2 separate regions of the Mus musculus genome follow, and region 2 is linked to region 1. The links are chromatin loops, found by intact Hi-C in ENCODE. Cell type or tissue: heart. All regions are shown on one strand.

Region 1 (8,000 bases):
AGTTGGAAAACCGTGCAGGAGGGAGAAGACAGGAGAAATTGGGCCGGTCATGTCAGCTAAGCCTGCTGCCGGGTTTGCTTGCTAACCTAGGTTCCTCCTTCTCAACTGTCTTTCTAGAACCGCGGTATTTACATGTTTCGGATAAACAACGAGCATGTGATTGACGCCACGTTGACCGGAGGCCCTGCCAGGTGAGCGTAAGGACTTAAGTGTCTCTGGTGGCCATGTGGGTGTCACCTGTTGTCTCTGACACTGACTCTGTCCTGCCATCCAGGTACATTAACCACTCCTGTGCCCCTAACTGTGTAGCGGAGGTCGTGACGTTTGACAAGGAGGACAAAATTATTATCATCTCCAGCCGGCGAATCCCCAAAGGAGAGGAGGTAAGAGGAGAGCCCTGACCCTGTGCCCCAGGACCATCACGGCCCCTCTCACACCATCAATCGGGGCCCCTCGCCTACAGCCTCATCAGGCCTGCCTTGACGCTGTCCCCCTTCTCTTTCCAGCTGACCTATGACTATCAGTTTGACTTTGAGGACGATCAGCACAAGATCCCCTGTCACTGTGGAGCCTGGAACTGTAGGAAATGGATGAACTAAGAAGCTTTGAGGCTACCAGGCAGGGGAATTCCCCCCATTCCCGCCTCCTCCCTGAAAGGGACGAGGGGGAAGAGAGGTAGCAGCCAGAGCCAGGACCCAGGGCTAGGGCTCCCGGCTGACCGGAGCCCCTGGAGCAGGAGGCTGGGGCGGAGGACCCTAGGCCAAGCCTACCCTGGGCACCAGGGACAACCTTCTTCCCTGCCACCGGCCCTTAGGCTGGCATCTGCCCCCAGTTCCAGGAGGGGACAGACAGGAGCAGCCGCTGGGCATCTCAGGTTTGAGGGGGATATGGGCCGGGACTACCCAGAAGTGTCAGGGAGCAGGGAGGGGTGTGCGGCCGGGCCTCACAGCCCTGCTGCCTCCACCGACCTCGCTGGCCCAATTCAAGGCTGCAAAGAGACTTGACTAAGCTTGACAATCCCAAAGGCCGGGTCCCACACCTGGCCCTGCCTGCCGGGTCCTGCCCCTACCCTCACCCCCATCCCCTTCCTCTATCTGTCTCTGTCTCCCTCTTTTCCTCTGTGTTTCTGTCTCTCTATGGGTTGTGTTTCCTTGTTTTCCACTCTGACAAATGCAACATGATGGGAAAGAGGCAGCCAGATGCCCAGGAGGGCAAGCCGGGCAAGCCGGGCAAGGAGACCCCGCACCCACACCTACCTCATTTAAGTGTTGGATTTTTTGCTGTTTTGAAATGTGAGACCCTCTCCGAGCCCCCTACTGCCCTGACTCTCTCCCCCACCTCACTGCCCTCGTCTGAGTGGGTGGAAGGGGGGTAGGAGAAGGACAACAACAACAATAACAACAACAAAAATCCATCTTTGTTTTTAATTATGGGCGTGGGATGGCGGCTGAGGCAAATGGTGATGAAGATTGGGGGTGACTGGTCCCTAGTTGCTCTAGGACCTCCTTCTCCATCTGGACATGGAGGCAGGAGGGGCGTGCTAAACCTAGGACCAGGATCTCGCTCTCCTGTTTTCCCAGCCTCATCCCGAGCCCATCTGCCCTCCAGCCCCTGGACGGGGTGTGGGGGGTAGGGTGAGGGCTATCCCTGAGCGGCGTGCCCATACCCAGTGAGGCCGGGTGTGGTCCAGAGCTCTCACTTGCCCTCAGTCACCAAACTGCTGCTGGTCTGGTGGGAATGGGTGGTGATGTGGGGGTGGGGAGCTTAGTGTCAGCGCGGGGAGGGTGGGGGGTATTTATCTATTTATACATGGGATTGTACATAGTCTTGTGGGGCATGGGGGAGCCGGCCGGAGGTGAGAGCCCTCCCCTCTCCCCCTACCCCCGGGGAGAGCAAATGTAAAACTACTAATTTTTGTGCTTTATATATTCTATATAAATATATCTATTTTCTTTTTACAAAACCAGTTTATAAATGGTAGGGGGGTGTGGGGCGGACACATGGAGCTCCCCTTGTGGGGGGGCCCCCTCCATTACCCAACCTACCGCCCTTTCCTCCCCCCCCCTCCCCACCCCCTGGCTGTGACTGCTGTAAGGTGGGGGTATAGAGAGAAGCTGGGTGATTCTTACCCGGGTTGTATAGTTGGACTATGTTATAACGCACAAAGTGAGCTGGCCCCAGGGGGAGCCAGAGGGTGATGGTGCCCTTATCTTCCTTTCCCTTCCTTTCCCCCCCCAAGCTTGTGCTGCAGACGAACCTCTTCCTGCGGGTAGCGGTAGGGTAGAGGGTGTGTGAGGCCTCAGACCCCTCTCTGGTGGAGCGAGGGGATGAAATGACGCTTCTATGCAGTTCTCTCCTAGGGGCTGTGGGCAGAGGGCATTTTGTAATTACTATTTTCAAGAATCAGATTATCTGGATTGTAGAGATGGGCTGGATGGTGGCAAATGGGCAGGCCTGCTGGAGGGGTAGGGCGGTTGCTGTTGTGATTTTAGGTTTTTGTTTTGTTTTAAATTTGGGGGATTGTGGATTGATGGGGGTAGGGAGATTTTTGGGTTTTTTTTTTTTTTTTTTTTTTTTTTCTGGCCTTTTTTTTTTCTTTTCTTTTCTTTTTTTTTTTTTTAAAGCTGCTTCCTCAACTGTTTCAAGCTGCAAATGTTTGAGAATAACAACTCCCCCACACTCCCACGGAAACCATTGTAATTAGACTAGACAGTGGGAACCTGGGCTTGCTGTCCCCAAAGCCACAGAGCTGAACGGTCTAGGCATTAGGTGGGGGAGATGGTCTCCTGTGAGTCAGGCTCTGGTTGGGGTTTGGGCCCTAGAACTGGGAAAGGAGAAGGGGCAGACTTTGTAAGCATATGCTAGGTATCCGATAGTCCTGTAGAATTTAGTGAAGAAACCTTATACAGTTTTTAATTTTTATATAAACTATAACTCAGACCCACGCTACAAGGTTGGAATTTTGGTTGTTGTTGGTTTTTTTTTTTTTTTTAAAGTACCCTGCCTGTATAATTGCATCAGAATCCCACCCCCAACCCCGCCCCCTGTGTTTGTATTTTGGGTTGGTTTACACTTGCACTCAATTTTCAGTTTCTCCCTTTTTACCTTCTACCTTCACCTCCAGGACCCTCCCCCTTTAAAAAAAAATAAATCGCTGACAAGTGTGAACCCGTGAAGAACTTTCTTTTGTGTTGTGTGTATCCTGTACAGCAAGGTTGGTCCTTCGTGACAACGGATGAAATGGTTCCCTTTTTTAAAGCGCTCTCTCTTCCTCCACCCCCAGCGCCCCTGTCCTTGGCATGTTTTGTATCAGCGATCATTCTGAACTGTACATAATTTATGTTGCGAGAGGCAAAGGGCAAGTTTTGGATTTTGCTTCTTCAAAGTTTGTTTTTAAACGATAAATAAAAAAAGAACATTTTAAATACAAGTGCCTCTGTCCCATGACCCTCGCCGTTGGCCAGATCTTAAGGTCCTGGAGAGCTGGGAGAGGAAGGTTACCCAATAAACCAGGCTCAGCCACCGCCGGAAGGGTGGGTTCCCCGCCTTCCGCCCTGCGGCTGGGGTCTGACGTAGGCGGAAGTGGTGCGCGGCACCGGATGTGGGGCGGGGTCTGGCGCCAGGGAGCTTTCCAAGCTGAGGAACTGGCGGGCGCTAGCAATGGAGTCGGTGAGTGGCGCAGGAGGGCGGCGGGGGGCGCTGTGGAGCCGGAGACCCCCCGCTAGGAGCCGGGGAAGGCCGGCCCGGCTTGGCGCTGGAGTCCGGGACTCCCCTTCCTCTGCTCGGGTGGGCGCCTCTCCTAGGTCTGGGCCACACCCGTGCCCGCCCGCCCGCCCGCCCGCCAGGGGTCCGCGGTACCCTGAGAGATAGGGAGCGGGTTGTGAGCTTGGAGCCCCCTGCCCATGAGTGCCTCAAGTCCTTTCCGAAGTTTGCATGAGAGCGGGGTTGTGATCCCGCGTATTAGGTGAGCGAGCCCGGCTTGCAGGGAGCTCCAGGACCCCGTTTGTGCGATTGCTTAAGCAATTGTTGGCATCCTGCGAGGTTCCATTCCTTTACTAAGCCCGAGAATTGAATTTTCCGCGAAGGAAGGAATCCAGGAGGCCACTGTGTCCCCTGGACAAGTTTAGGTCGTGTCCTGATCAGTGACGCTGTGCATGCGTGTTGACAGCTCGTTCTTGGCGAGCACCGTCGGCTCGGCTCTTTACAGATGCGGTAGGTTTATCTGCTACTTACTTGTTTGACCGACCTCATTCGCAGGAGCTTTCTCTGCCACTCCGAAGGCCCTCCCATCGACTTCCTGCTCCGTAGTTTTTAACCGAGTATCTTCTGAGGGCAGCTTGGGGTTTGTCTTCCCCCACCATATATCCATGTAATACTTGCAGGTTCGCTCTTCTTAGAATTGCGTTTTCTTTGAGTCAGTTACTTGGCCTGGAGTAAATTCTCTCCCCCTCCCCCCCCCCCCGCCCCTTTGTGTGCAGAGGAATAGTGTAACTTAGTTTATAAAGAAGGAAGGATAAAGTGGTAAAATGGTATGCAGGTGGTCCTCTAACCAAGGATTTTGTTTTTCTACAGAGAAAGCATTCTCAGCAAAAGTAGTTTGATTACATTAAATTTAAAACAACACGTTTCTAACTTGTAAATGTATTATTTACATTATAAGTGAACTGTGAGTATATAGTTCTAAAGCAACTTTTCTCTATATTTACGAATTTAGCCCTTTGCTTTATATATACTGGAGTACAGAGAGACAGAGATGAGAGGTACCGGGAAGGCTGTTAGTTAAGGTAGACTGTAGTAAGTACTGTCCTTAGGGCTTTTTTTTTTTCCCCTCCCCTGAGACAGGGTTTCTCTGGGTAGCCCTGGCAGCTGTCCTGGAACTCACTCTGTAGACCAGGCTGGCCTCAGAACTCAGAAATCCGCCTGCCTCTGCCTTCAAGTGCTGGGATTAAAGGTGTCCTTAGGATACAGACACCTGACTAAAGGAAGGAGAAATTACAGTGAGCCTAGGAGCAGAGTTCAGCCCATGGCTCAGTAGTGTTGAAACTAGATTTTGATGATAGTGTAAGAAAAGGTGGCTAAAACCAAGTTGGAAGTCTCTCTCTCTCTCTCTCTCTCTCTCTCTCTCTCTGAGACAGGGTCTCAGTAGGTAGCTCAGATGGTCTGCACAGTGTGGCTATGAGCCATCACTCGCTTGGGCTGTGGGCTTTTATAGTAAGGGGGCCAGTGGGAGATTTATGAGCAAGGCAGGCGGTGTGCTTGAGAATATTCTTAACAGCTTTCTGTGAATAGACGAAACCACTTCAGAAAGGAAGTTTTGTTTTGTTTGGTTTTTCTTTTATTTTGAAGTGTAAGAGAGAGAGAGATAGACAGAGACAAAGAGTGAGTGAGAGTTGGAGTGGGGAGGTGCATGGAAGGAATGCAGAGGCAAAGGACCATTTTCTGGAGTTGTTTTCTTTCTACCCTAATGTAGATTTGGGGATCAAACACAGGTCACCTGGCGTATGGGGTAAGCTCTTTTACTCACTGAACCACCTTCCAGGCCTTGGGAGGTATTTTCTCCAAATGAGCTACTTTGGCTAGAGAACCTGATCAAAGTCTAAAGCAAGGAGGCTATAGGTGTGGAGCAGGGAACGATGCTGGCTAAGGCGGAGCACTCTGGGCAGGTGGAGGTGTAGCTTACAGGAGGGCTCCTCACTTTGCATGCCCAAGGCTGTAGGCTCAGCACTGCCTTGGGCATGCACTCATTCACTGAAAGTTCAGGAAAGCTTACAGCTGGTGCACGGTGAGCAGCAGCTGGGAAAACAGACAGGTTTGGGGCATTTCTGACCTCAGAACCTGACGTACCTCTAAGGGAAGCAGAGCTACAGTCCCAGGCACTGGAAAGATGGCAGAGTTGCACTGAGGAAAAAAAAACAAACCGAAAGTCACAAGTCGGGAGGGCGTGGTGGCGCACACCTTTAGTCCCAGCAGTTGGGAGGGGAGGCAGAGGCAGGAGGATTTCTGAGTTTGAGGCCAGCCTGGTCTATAGAGTAAGTACCAGGACAGCCAGGGCTACACAGAGAAACCCTGTCTCGAAAAACAAAAAACAAAAGTCACAGGCTAAGAACAGGCTCGAAGGACAGATATTTGTAATACTTTAGTATTACGAGCTGGAGAATTTTTTTAAACTGCAAATTATGTACATTATGTAAATTATGTACTCCCTGTTAGGGGAGTCAAATACAAAGTATAAGATAGTTGAAGACTTCTGGGAATTTATAATCTATTTTCATAGATTATGTGCTTAGATAGTCTTTGTAACATTTGAACATAGATCATGAGTTTGGAAAGCAGTTGTGTCTTAGGTAGGATCTAGCCTCCTTCTCTGTAGTAATACTTTGCACGTGTGTGATACAATGATGTTTTTGGTTCCCTAAGATGGTTTGTTTTGGGTGTTTTGTTATTGTTTTGAGTCAGGGTCTAATGTAGCACAGATTAACCTTTGAAGTCACTTTGTAGCTGAGGTTGGTCTTGAACTCCTAATTCTTCTAACTGTGCCTCCCGAGCACTGGGAATACAGTGCATACCAGCCCTGTCTTATTAAAGGAAGAGGGGAGTGGCCATAACTTTCCCACAGACAGGAAGGGTGAAGTTGTGTTTTAATTGTTTCTGTGGTGGTTGTTTAATTGTGTCTGACTGTTACCTTTGTCAGATTGTTACAATGTGAAATCACCTGGGAAGAAAGCCTCAATGAGGGGTTTTCTGTGGGCATGTCTGGAGTATTATCTTAGCTAAGTGCTGTGGGAAGAACTAGCTGGCAGCCATGAGCAGCAGCATCCTCTAGGTAGATGGTCCAGCGTTGAATGAGTGGAGAATGGAAACGGTGCCGCAAGCAAAGCCTGCAAGAGAGACTACGTCCATTCATTCCCCTCCACTCGACTTCAGTTCAGCTGCCTGAAGTTCCTGCTGCTGTAACCTCCACACAGAGATGGGCCGTGTCCTGGAATTACCCTCCCCCAAATTGCAAATTGCTTCCTCCACCACCACCACTCTAGACCAGGCTGGCCTTGAACTCAGAAATCCACCTGCCTCTGCCTTTCCCAAGTGCTGGGATTAAAGGCGTGCACCACCACTGCCCGTTTGCAAATTGCTTGTTATCAGGGTGTTTTACCACACCAACAGAAAAGAAACTAGCACTGAGGCTGACTCTTATGTGTAAGAGATATGTGTATCTCTGGCTGGGCATCTCCATCTCTCGGTCTTAGGTTTCTGTTCATATCTGTTTACACCATTATTAGAGATTTTTTTTTAAGTGTAAATTATGCCCAATGATAGGGGAGTCAAGTACAACATATAAGATAATTGAAGGTTTCTGGGAATTTATAATCTGTTTCTATAGATAATGTGCAAAATACACTGTAGCACAGCGCCCTGTGTGTTGTGAGATAGGTACCAGCCCTTTCAGAAGTAGCTGCTCGCCCTGTGTCGCGTGTGAGAGCTATTGTGTGCATCTTTACCATGGAAGTGCGCCCTCCAGTTTTAAACAGTGAGGCTGTTGTCATTCCAATAACCTTGTCAAAAAAAAATGCCAGAGCCGACTGATAGTTTTATCAAGCCCAGAGAAAAGAGAGAATTAGTCTCCTACCTGGTATACTGGAAGGAGATTTAGGGCTGTCTTGCCCCCTGGACCCTGTTTCCCAGCTGACTCTTTAGGTTCAACCCCAGGCTTTTAACTACACAAACTGTAACAGTGAAGTAATGTTTAAGTTTATGTAGGACACACTGCCCAGAGCAGACAAAGCCAAAGTATGAATGACAGTAGACACTTTGATGATCGCTTGGTTCCTACATAGCAATGCGGTTTCTGAATGTTCCACAGAGAGAGCTCTGTGAAAGCTTGTTTGTGTAAGATCGCCTTTATCTCAGACTTTGTCAGGAAAGGAAACTCTGCATCCAACCCTTTGATTCCCAAGGGTGCTGAGAGAGCCCCAGCCCCCAGTTGCAGATGGTCCTTATCATCC
Region 2 (8,000 bases), 87 kb before region 1:
CATCTTGGTGACTTTTTTTTTTTTTTTCCTGAGACAGGGTTTCTCTGTGTAGCCCTGGCTGTCCTGGAACTCACTTTGTAGACCAGGCTGGCCTCAAACTCAGAAATCTGCCTGCCTCTGCCTCCCAAGTGCTGGGATTAAAGGCGTGTGCCACCACGTCTGGCTATCTTGGTGACTTTTAAGTTGCAGTGATGAGGCACTATGACCAAAGGAACTTATAGAAAAAGAGGTTATTGGGGGCTTTAGAGTTTGGAGGGTGAGTCTATGACCATCATGGTGAGGAGCTTGGGTTAGGCAGGCAGGTGGGCATGGCTCTGGAGCAGTAGCTGAGAGCTTACATCAGACCCACAAGCAGGAAGCAGAGAGAGAATGGCTTTTGAAATCTCAAAGGCCACTTCCAGTAACATGCCTCTTCCCACAAGGCCACACCTCCTAATCCTTCCCAGATGGGTTCCACCACTTGGATACTTAGTATTCAAACATAACGAGCCTATGCTCAGTCTCGGGGATGGGGGGTGGGGTGGGGTGTTACACTCCACAATGTATCGGTTTGTGTGTGCGTGAATGCCTCCAGGGGCCGGGACTGTTGGATTTCCTTGGAACTGGAGTTACACCAGCTCTGGGTCCTGGAGCCCTGCCTCTTTCCTCCTCAGGAGCCTGAGGACTTTTAACCTCTGAGCTGTTTCTCCAACCCCCCACTGAGTGGCCTTTTGGGCTGTAGACACATTTATGGTTTTTTTATTTTGGATTTTCAAGATAGGGTTTCTTTGTGTAGCCCAAACTGTACTGGAACTCACTCTGTAGACCAGGCTGGACTCAGACTCAGCCATCTATCTGCCTCTGCCTCCCAAGTGTTGGGATCAAAGGCGTGTGCAGCCACCACTGCCTGGCCTGAACTAGTCATATAGGCATAAGTGACCTTGAGCTCTGTATTCAAGTGCTGAGATTACAAATGTACACTACCAGACTCATTTATGCATTGTTGGGGAGCAAACCCCAGGTTATGTGCATGGTTGGCAGCACTCTGCCTACTGAACTACCCTGCCCCCAGCCTCCTACTCGCTGTTTATCATTCCTACAAGTTCTAAGTTCTATGAAGGAGAAGCTAGGTCCTTCATATCTACTCAACACACCTAACACCTGGCATATCATGGACCTGAATCTTATGCATGGCAGTCAATAGGAATGAAATGCTCTGGTTTGACTCTGAGGTTTTTTTGTTTTTTTGGTTTTTTTTTTTCTGTTTTGTTTTGTTTTGTTTTTCGAGGCAGGGTTTCTCTGTGTAGCCCTGGCTGTCCTGGAACTCACTCTGTAGACCAGGCTGGCCTCAAACTCAGAAATCCGCCTGCCTCTGCCTCCCGAGTGCTGGGATTAAAGGCAGGCGCCACCACTGCCCAGCGAGTCTAAGTCTTTTAGTTATTTTTGATCTATTTTGTTGAGACAATGTCTACTTTTGGTTTATTTTTTGCGACAAAGCCTTGTTAGGTATTCCCAGTTAGACTGGAACTTCCTAACCCAAGCTGGCCAACCTACATCCTTCTGCCTCAGCTTTCAATCCTTCTCTGTGCTGGAATTACAAGCCTGTGCAGACAGGAGTGTGCCCAACCTGATTTGCACTATACCACTGTCATTAAAGCACCACGCTTCTCATAGTTGAAATAAATGTCTGAGGACTCTGGTGGCTTTCAAAAGCACTTGCTGGCCAAGCCTGACAACCTCAGCTCAGTTGCTGGGACCTACACTGTGGAAGGAGAAAATTAGCTCCCCAAAGTTGTCCTGTGACCGCCTCATGTGCACCTGGGCATGAACTTGTTCTCATGCACACACACACACACACACACACAGAGAGAGAGAGAGAGAGACAGAGACAGAGAGAGAAACAGACGTACAAGTGTAAAACTTACAACTGTGGTGTGGTGGAGTGGGGCATGGTGGCACGTGTATTTAATTCCAGCATCAGGAGGAGCAGCAGCTGGATCTCAGTGAATCTGAGGCCAGCCTTCTCTAAACACTGAATTCTGAGAAGGCTGGGACTATAGAGAGGCCTTGTCTTAAAAACAAAAAAACAACAACAAAAAAATGCCAACAACTCAGAATTTGCATATAACGTATGCATATCGCCCAAAATATTTAGAACCAATACTCCAGCACCTATAATTCTCAATACGGTGTAAAAATTATATAAATAGTTTAGGGTATAGCCGGGCAGTGGTGGCGCATGCCTTTAATCCCAGCACTTGGGAGGCAGAGGCAGGTGGTTCTGAGTTCAAGGCCAGCCTGGTCTACAGAGTGAGTTCCAGGACAGCCAGGGCTACACAGAGAAACCCTGTCTCAAAAAACAAAAAACAAAACAAAATTTAGGGTATACCAGCAAGAACACAAAATCTGCACATGTTCAGTACAGACATAATTTTGTTCCCAAGACTTTTTTTCATGGTGTTGGGAATCAAATCCAAGGTCTTGCTCATGCTAAGTTCTTTATCACTGTGTAACATTCCCAGCCCTAGATGTATTTTGCTGTTGTATTTTGAAGCAGGGTCTCTCTTTGTATCCCAGATGTGTTTTTAGACTTGGTCTCTCATTAGGACTTGGGGCTACATGAATAGGGTTCGCTGACTAGTCTAGTCAGCAGACCCTAGGGATCCTCCCGTCCACACCTCCCCGGGTTCACCAGCCTGCACTACTCATTAATTGTGGGTGCTAGGAATGGAACTTAGGTCCTTCTCCTGTTACCAACTGAGCCATCTCTATAGCTACCCCTCCCAAATGGTTTTTGCTTTGTGTTTGAGATTAGCTGAACCCACAGATGTAGAACCCAACAATGCAGAGGGCCAACTATATAAACATAAATGTATACACGGGATGTATTTATTTTGTTTTTGAGACAAATTCTCACCATGTTACTCTGGTTGTCCTAAAACATTATGTAAAGGGCAGACTGGCCATGAATTTATAGATCCACCTGCTTCTGCCTTCCTAGTGCTGAATTAAAAGACGTGTGCCACAATGCCCAGATGGTTTCTGAATCTCAAAGTAGGACTGGGCCAACCTCTATTTTCTAGTTTCAAATTAAAACGTTAAAACGTTAAAATGTTAAAACATTAAAATTAGATAAAGGCTATAAAGAGAACAGCACATAGCAGGGAGTTAATGTTTGGGAGTTAATGTTTTACTCAACCCACTCACCAATATTCCCTGGGATATTTCCTCAGTTTCGGGATAGCCTGGGCCTGGTAATACATGCAATCAACTAGGAAGCTGAGAATTCAAGGGTAGCCTGGTTTGCATCGCAAGACCTGTCTCAACAAAACAAAAGTTTCATGACATTTTTAAAAAGTCTCCTGTTTTTTTGTTTTTGTTGTGGTTTGTTTTTTAACTATTTGTTCTCTAATACCCTAGGCCTTCCACAAAAATAACTGTGTGAAAGCTGTCTGGAGTGGCAGGGAAACTCCAATAACAAATAAAAAAACGCATCGGGCAGTGGTGGCACAAGCCACTAATCCCAGCACTTGGGAGGCAGAGGCAGGCGGATTTCTGAGTTCGAGACCAGCCTGGTCTACAGAGTGAGATCCAGGACAGCCAGGGCTACACAGAGAAACCCTATCTCGAAAAACCAAAAATAAAAATAAAGAAAAAGAAAAGAAAACGCTATGGACCTTTGGGTTACAGGCAGCCGTCCCTTCAGAAGACCCCGTGGTGCTTACATCTTCTCGACGGGCTGACCTGATCCCAACCTTATTCGTTTAAACTAAAATCCTGACGGATACACATCCTGGAACCAACCCTCACATCTCAGCCGTGGACCACAAGGACTCTTAGTTTTAGAACAGCTTCGACAGGCCAAAAACATCCCGCCTCCTTTCCCAGAATGTCCTATCAGCGCACTCCTAGCGATGACCGACAGTCTACGAGGAACCAGTAAGTTCCGCTCCTCTGAAGAAACCCGCCCAGGCCTTGTGTCGTCACTGGGCACCAAGCCTGGCACTTCCGCGTAGCCGGGCGGCGGGTACTTGCGTTGAAACGTGCTTGCGAGTGACCCCACCTTAAAGGGGAGGGGACCGAGGGGGACCCGAGCCCTTTAAGACTAGGCGGGCTGGGGCCTGCCCCTTTAAGGGCGGGGCGTCCGACCGCAGAATCTGAGCCCCAGATTACCTTGAGTTTCCGTCACGGGCAGCGAGGAGAGGCGCTTAGGCTGGGTCCGGGTGCTTGGCGGGCGGCGGCGGCCTCATCCCCGCTCGTCCTCCCCGGGCCCGGAGACACCCCCGCCCCAGTCATGCTGAGCAGAGTATGGAAGCAGCTGACTACGAAGTGCTATCCGTGCGAGAACAGCTGTTCCACGACAGGGTCCGCGAGTGCATCGTGAGTCCGGGACCTGGGCGGGAAGGGGCCGGGCCGAGGTGGGAGGGGCGCGCCGCGATGGAGACGGGAAGTCCAGCTGCCTGGGCTCCGGAGCACCTCGACCCCTGCGAGCGCCGGGGCCGGGCCGGTGAACTCCCGGTCGGGTCGGCTGGGTCCCTGAGCCGTAAACAAAGCCGCCGGGTTTCCGTTCCTCGGCCGCTCGCCCCTCCCCCCGCCCCTTCTACTCCACCCCCGTGGGCGTTCCTGGCGATGGGGGTCCTCTAGTGTGGAGCGTTTGATCCTCTGGAAAAGGATGGATTTGCTTCGGGACAAGTTAGTGTGCGTGTTCCCCCTTAAAAGTAGATGAAGGGCAACCATGGTTGATGTTGAAATGAAGGGAGACTCGGTCACATTGAGCAGTTAACCGGGGACATGCGATGGTGGCGCGAGGGGCGAAGGAAAAGTGGGAGCTGTAGTGGGTCCTCCCACTAAGGAAGAAAGAAGTCCTGTCCGACGAGATGGGGTTGTAAGAAGTGGAGATGGAGGAACACCGAGGTTTCCCCGCCTGTTTTCTCTCCCCTGTAGTAGTGGTTGTTTTCATTCCTTCTGTGATTGAATCCTGGGCCTCTGGCATGCAGCATGCCAAACACAAGCCAATACAATGACACACACCCCGCACGACTTCCGGATAATTTGTTTGACACTCAGACTGGGTTTCCAGCCATCCCGTGTGAGTTCTCATGTGTGGGTGGGGTGGGGTGGGGTGGGGTGGGGGTGGGAGGGTCCCGGGTCCGCAGTGATCCTGAGCGCATCTAGCCTGTATTTCTTATTCTTTAAGCATTAATCTAGAATTGCAGTTGAACTTTCCATACGGCAGTGTACTACTCTAGGGTAGGAGCACCCGTGGGACTTAGGGAAATCTATTTTCCTTGGGCCTGCTTTGAATGATAATCTCTTTGTCTGCTGGGTTTTTTTGTTTTATTTTGTTTTGTTTTCCCAGAGAGCTCTGCACATACTAAATGAAAAGGGAAGGGTTTGGAGGAGTGGAAGGAGATCTTACTGAATAAAGGGGAGGGCTCAGATGGTGTCTTTCTTCATTTTTCTCAGGCTGAGCTTTAGGCTACCCCTTGGCATGCTTAGATTGAAGAAACGGTAAAGGGGACTAGGTCTGCCCTTACCAATGAGGGCATACGAGTATCTAGCCCCAGGATAAGAGTCGGGTAGCATCTCTTCTGTGTTCCTTGGGAGAGGTACACATTGGGGATTGGGCATATCACGGTGGGGGGCCAGGGGGGGGCACATCCAGGCCTTATAAGATACTGACCACCTGGAGGGATGAGGCCGAAGAAACTGCTCAGTATGTGTTTCTGCCTCCTAAGCCATTAGCTTAGGACATCAGCTCCAGCCAGGGGCAAGTGAACGTTTCTAGTGTCTCCTGAATGTGGCTCCCATCTAGAAACTAGAGAACAACCCAGGTAGGAGGTGGGGGTGCGCGCCTTCAGTTCCAGCACTCAGGAGGCACAGGCAAGCGGATCTCTTGAGTTTATGGCCAGTCTGGTCTACAGAGTGAGTTTCAGGACATCCAGGGCTACACAGAGACACCATGGGAGAGGGAGGGAGCGAGCACTGAAACAGCTTAGCCTGTCCTGGAAGTGGGTGGAACCCCAAGCCTGACCTTTTGAGCTCTACTACCCTCTTGGCTGTTAATCAAGTTCAAGACCAAAAGGGGCAGAGAAGGAGCTGTTGGGAAAATTCAGCTTCCATCTTAGTGGCTCTTCCTATGGGGACTTCCTAAATCAAAAGCTATCACTTTATTCTAGACACAGGACTTTCTTGGTCTCCTCTTTGTCACTGTACAGATTTCCTCTAGGGTCTGTTTATCTTGGAGACTAGAAGACACGTGAGATCGAGCTTGTCTGTGCCTACCTCAAATGCAATGACATTTCCCTTTTGTTTTTCTGATGCCTTGGAATGGTGTAGAGATGTAATGCTTGTACTACTTATCTGTCCAAGTTCTGTCCTGTCATTTGGAGGTCTAACCACTCAAGGCCATGTGTAGGTCCTAAGATACTTGGCTCTGAAGTTAGAAATTACTTATGGTAGGGTCTCAGGAGTGACTACTTTTAGAGTGACAGATGACCTGCTCTGGAAATGTTGGGCCCGACTAAAGCCTTCTCTCAAGCTGAAGGGGCCCTGGTTTGGAGTAGAAGTTCTGATTTGCTCTCCAGATGGGATTCTTATGCAGTAGTGCCTGGGGCATACGCTCTCACTACAGCAACTGAAGCTGGGTAAGAGGACATGCCAAGGCAACAGAGGCATCTTTCCCCAAGCCTGTTTCTTTCCTAGAATGTTCTCAATGTCAGCCTCTCTCATTCTATGGCCTGATGTAGGATGTGGAGTATGTGTGTGTGTGTGTGCATATGTGTTATTTCTGCGAGTTCCTCTGCTTGAAGCTTGTGGCTCCAGCACAGTACCAGGGCTGGGTTGGCCTTCTTTTCCCAGGGGTGACCTCTGTTTGGTCCTTCTTAAAGTCCTCCCCTCCTCCCCCGTAGCTTAACTGAAGGGAAGTCACCAATGAGAACTCCACGATGTATGGAGCTTTCTATAGCGGCTATAGAACGTCTCATTCCAGCTTGCTTTTTGCCACAGATCTCAATACTTCTGTTTGCAACACTCTACATCCTCTGCCATATCTTCCTGACCCGCTTCAAGAAGCCTGCTGAGTTCACCACAGGTACTCTGACTTCCCTACTCTCAGCCTTGTTGCCATGGGGTTGGCCTCAGAGGGGTGTGTACCAGTGCATGCTGGGAAAGGGCAGGTGACTACTGGGCTGCTCTGCAGCCTGTGCCTCTTGAGCTCTGTTCTGCATAGAGTTGAGGGGGTGGTAGGTAGGACGCCTAGATGGAATGTCTCCAAGCTTCGGGCTTCTTGTTACTTAATTACTTTATTTGTATATGTTTTTAAGTTAGAGAACAAACTCATGTTTTATAGTGGATTTTTCAAAATCAGATACTTCTTTCTTGGTTTTATTTTATAGACAATTTCTCACGTAGTCCTGCCTGGCCTTGAACTCTTTATGTATCTAAGGATGACCTTGAACTACTGTCTCTGCCTCCCAAATCCTGGGCTCCATGGTGTGGTGCATGCTGCCACGTTCCTGTCCCAGTAGTTTCTCCACACCCCCACCCCCACCCCCCGCCCTTTCTTTTCCTCTGTGAGTTTTCATGGAACTCACTGTGTAGACCTGGCTGGCCTTGAACTCACAGAGATTAGCCTGCCTCTGCCTCCCAGATTCTGTGATTAAAGGTGTGCGCTGCCACTACCACCTGGCATCCATTTAGCTTTTCTTTTCCTCTTTTGTTTTGTTTGTTTGTTTGTTTTGGGGGGTTGTTTTGTTTTGTTTTATGAAACAGGGTTTCTCTGTTTAGCCCTGGCTATCCTGGAACTCACTCTGTAGACCAGGCTGGTCTCGAACTCAGAGATCCGCCTGCCTCTGCCTCCCGAGTGCTGGGATTAAAGGCGTGGGCCGCCACGCCCGGCTCACCATTTAGTTTTTCTAATCCTGTTTCCTCCTGCAAAATGGACATCCTGAAGTCCACTTAGCGCTTTATCACTGGGAGGACCAAATGAGAGCCTTCCATAAACCTTAAGTAGGCGACTG

Evidence for each region. Hi-C counts contacts between places; a loop is a spot of excess contacts. Peaks named below come from ENCODE experiments on the same cell type or tissue, not always from the same donor. Only the 100,000 strongest peaks of a DNase experiment are listed, where the experiment ranks them.
Region 2: a loop joins it to region 1, with 2.2 times the contacts of the local background. A loop is called at or near these places in 2 of 42 quality-filtered maps.

Annotation. Positions count from the first base shown.
Region 1 is chr15:98,827,099-98,835,098 of GRCm38, reverse strand. Prkag1 (protein kinase, AMP-activated, gamma 1 non-catalytic subunit) reads left to right here and starts at 3,591. Exons shown (of 12, transcript NM_016781.2): 1 at 3,591-3,669. The coding sequence starts at 3,661. It overlaps Kmt2d (lysine (K)-specific methyltransferase 2D), which reads left to right. Exons shown (of 55, transcript NM_001033276.3): 53 at 118-191; 54 at 275-383; 55 at 507-3,430. The coding sequence ends at 599. In heart, a CTCF peak has its summit at 3,705; DNase peaks (open chromatin) are centred at 1,618, 2,237, 3,588, 4,118 and 2 weaker places; H3K4me3 peaks cover 2,613 bases; H3K27ac peaks cover 3,647 bases.
Region 2 is chr15:98,914,209-98,922,208 of GRCm38, reverse strand. Lmbr1l (limb region 1 like) reads left to right here and starts at 4,111. Exons shown (of 17, transcript NM_029098.3): 1 at 4,111-4,359; 2 at 6,988-7,072. The coding sequence starts at 4,288. Gm41396 (a long non-coding RNA gene) reads right to left here and starts at 4,240. Exons shown (of 5, transcript XR_001781764.2): 1 at 4,153-4,240; 2 at 3,187-3,296. In heart, no CTCF peak of the experiment used is centred here; DNase peaks (open chromatin) are centred at 3,998 and 4,888; H3K4me3 peaks cover 2,935 bases; H3K27ac peaks cover 2,356 bases.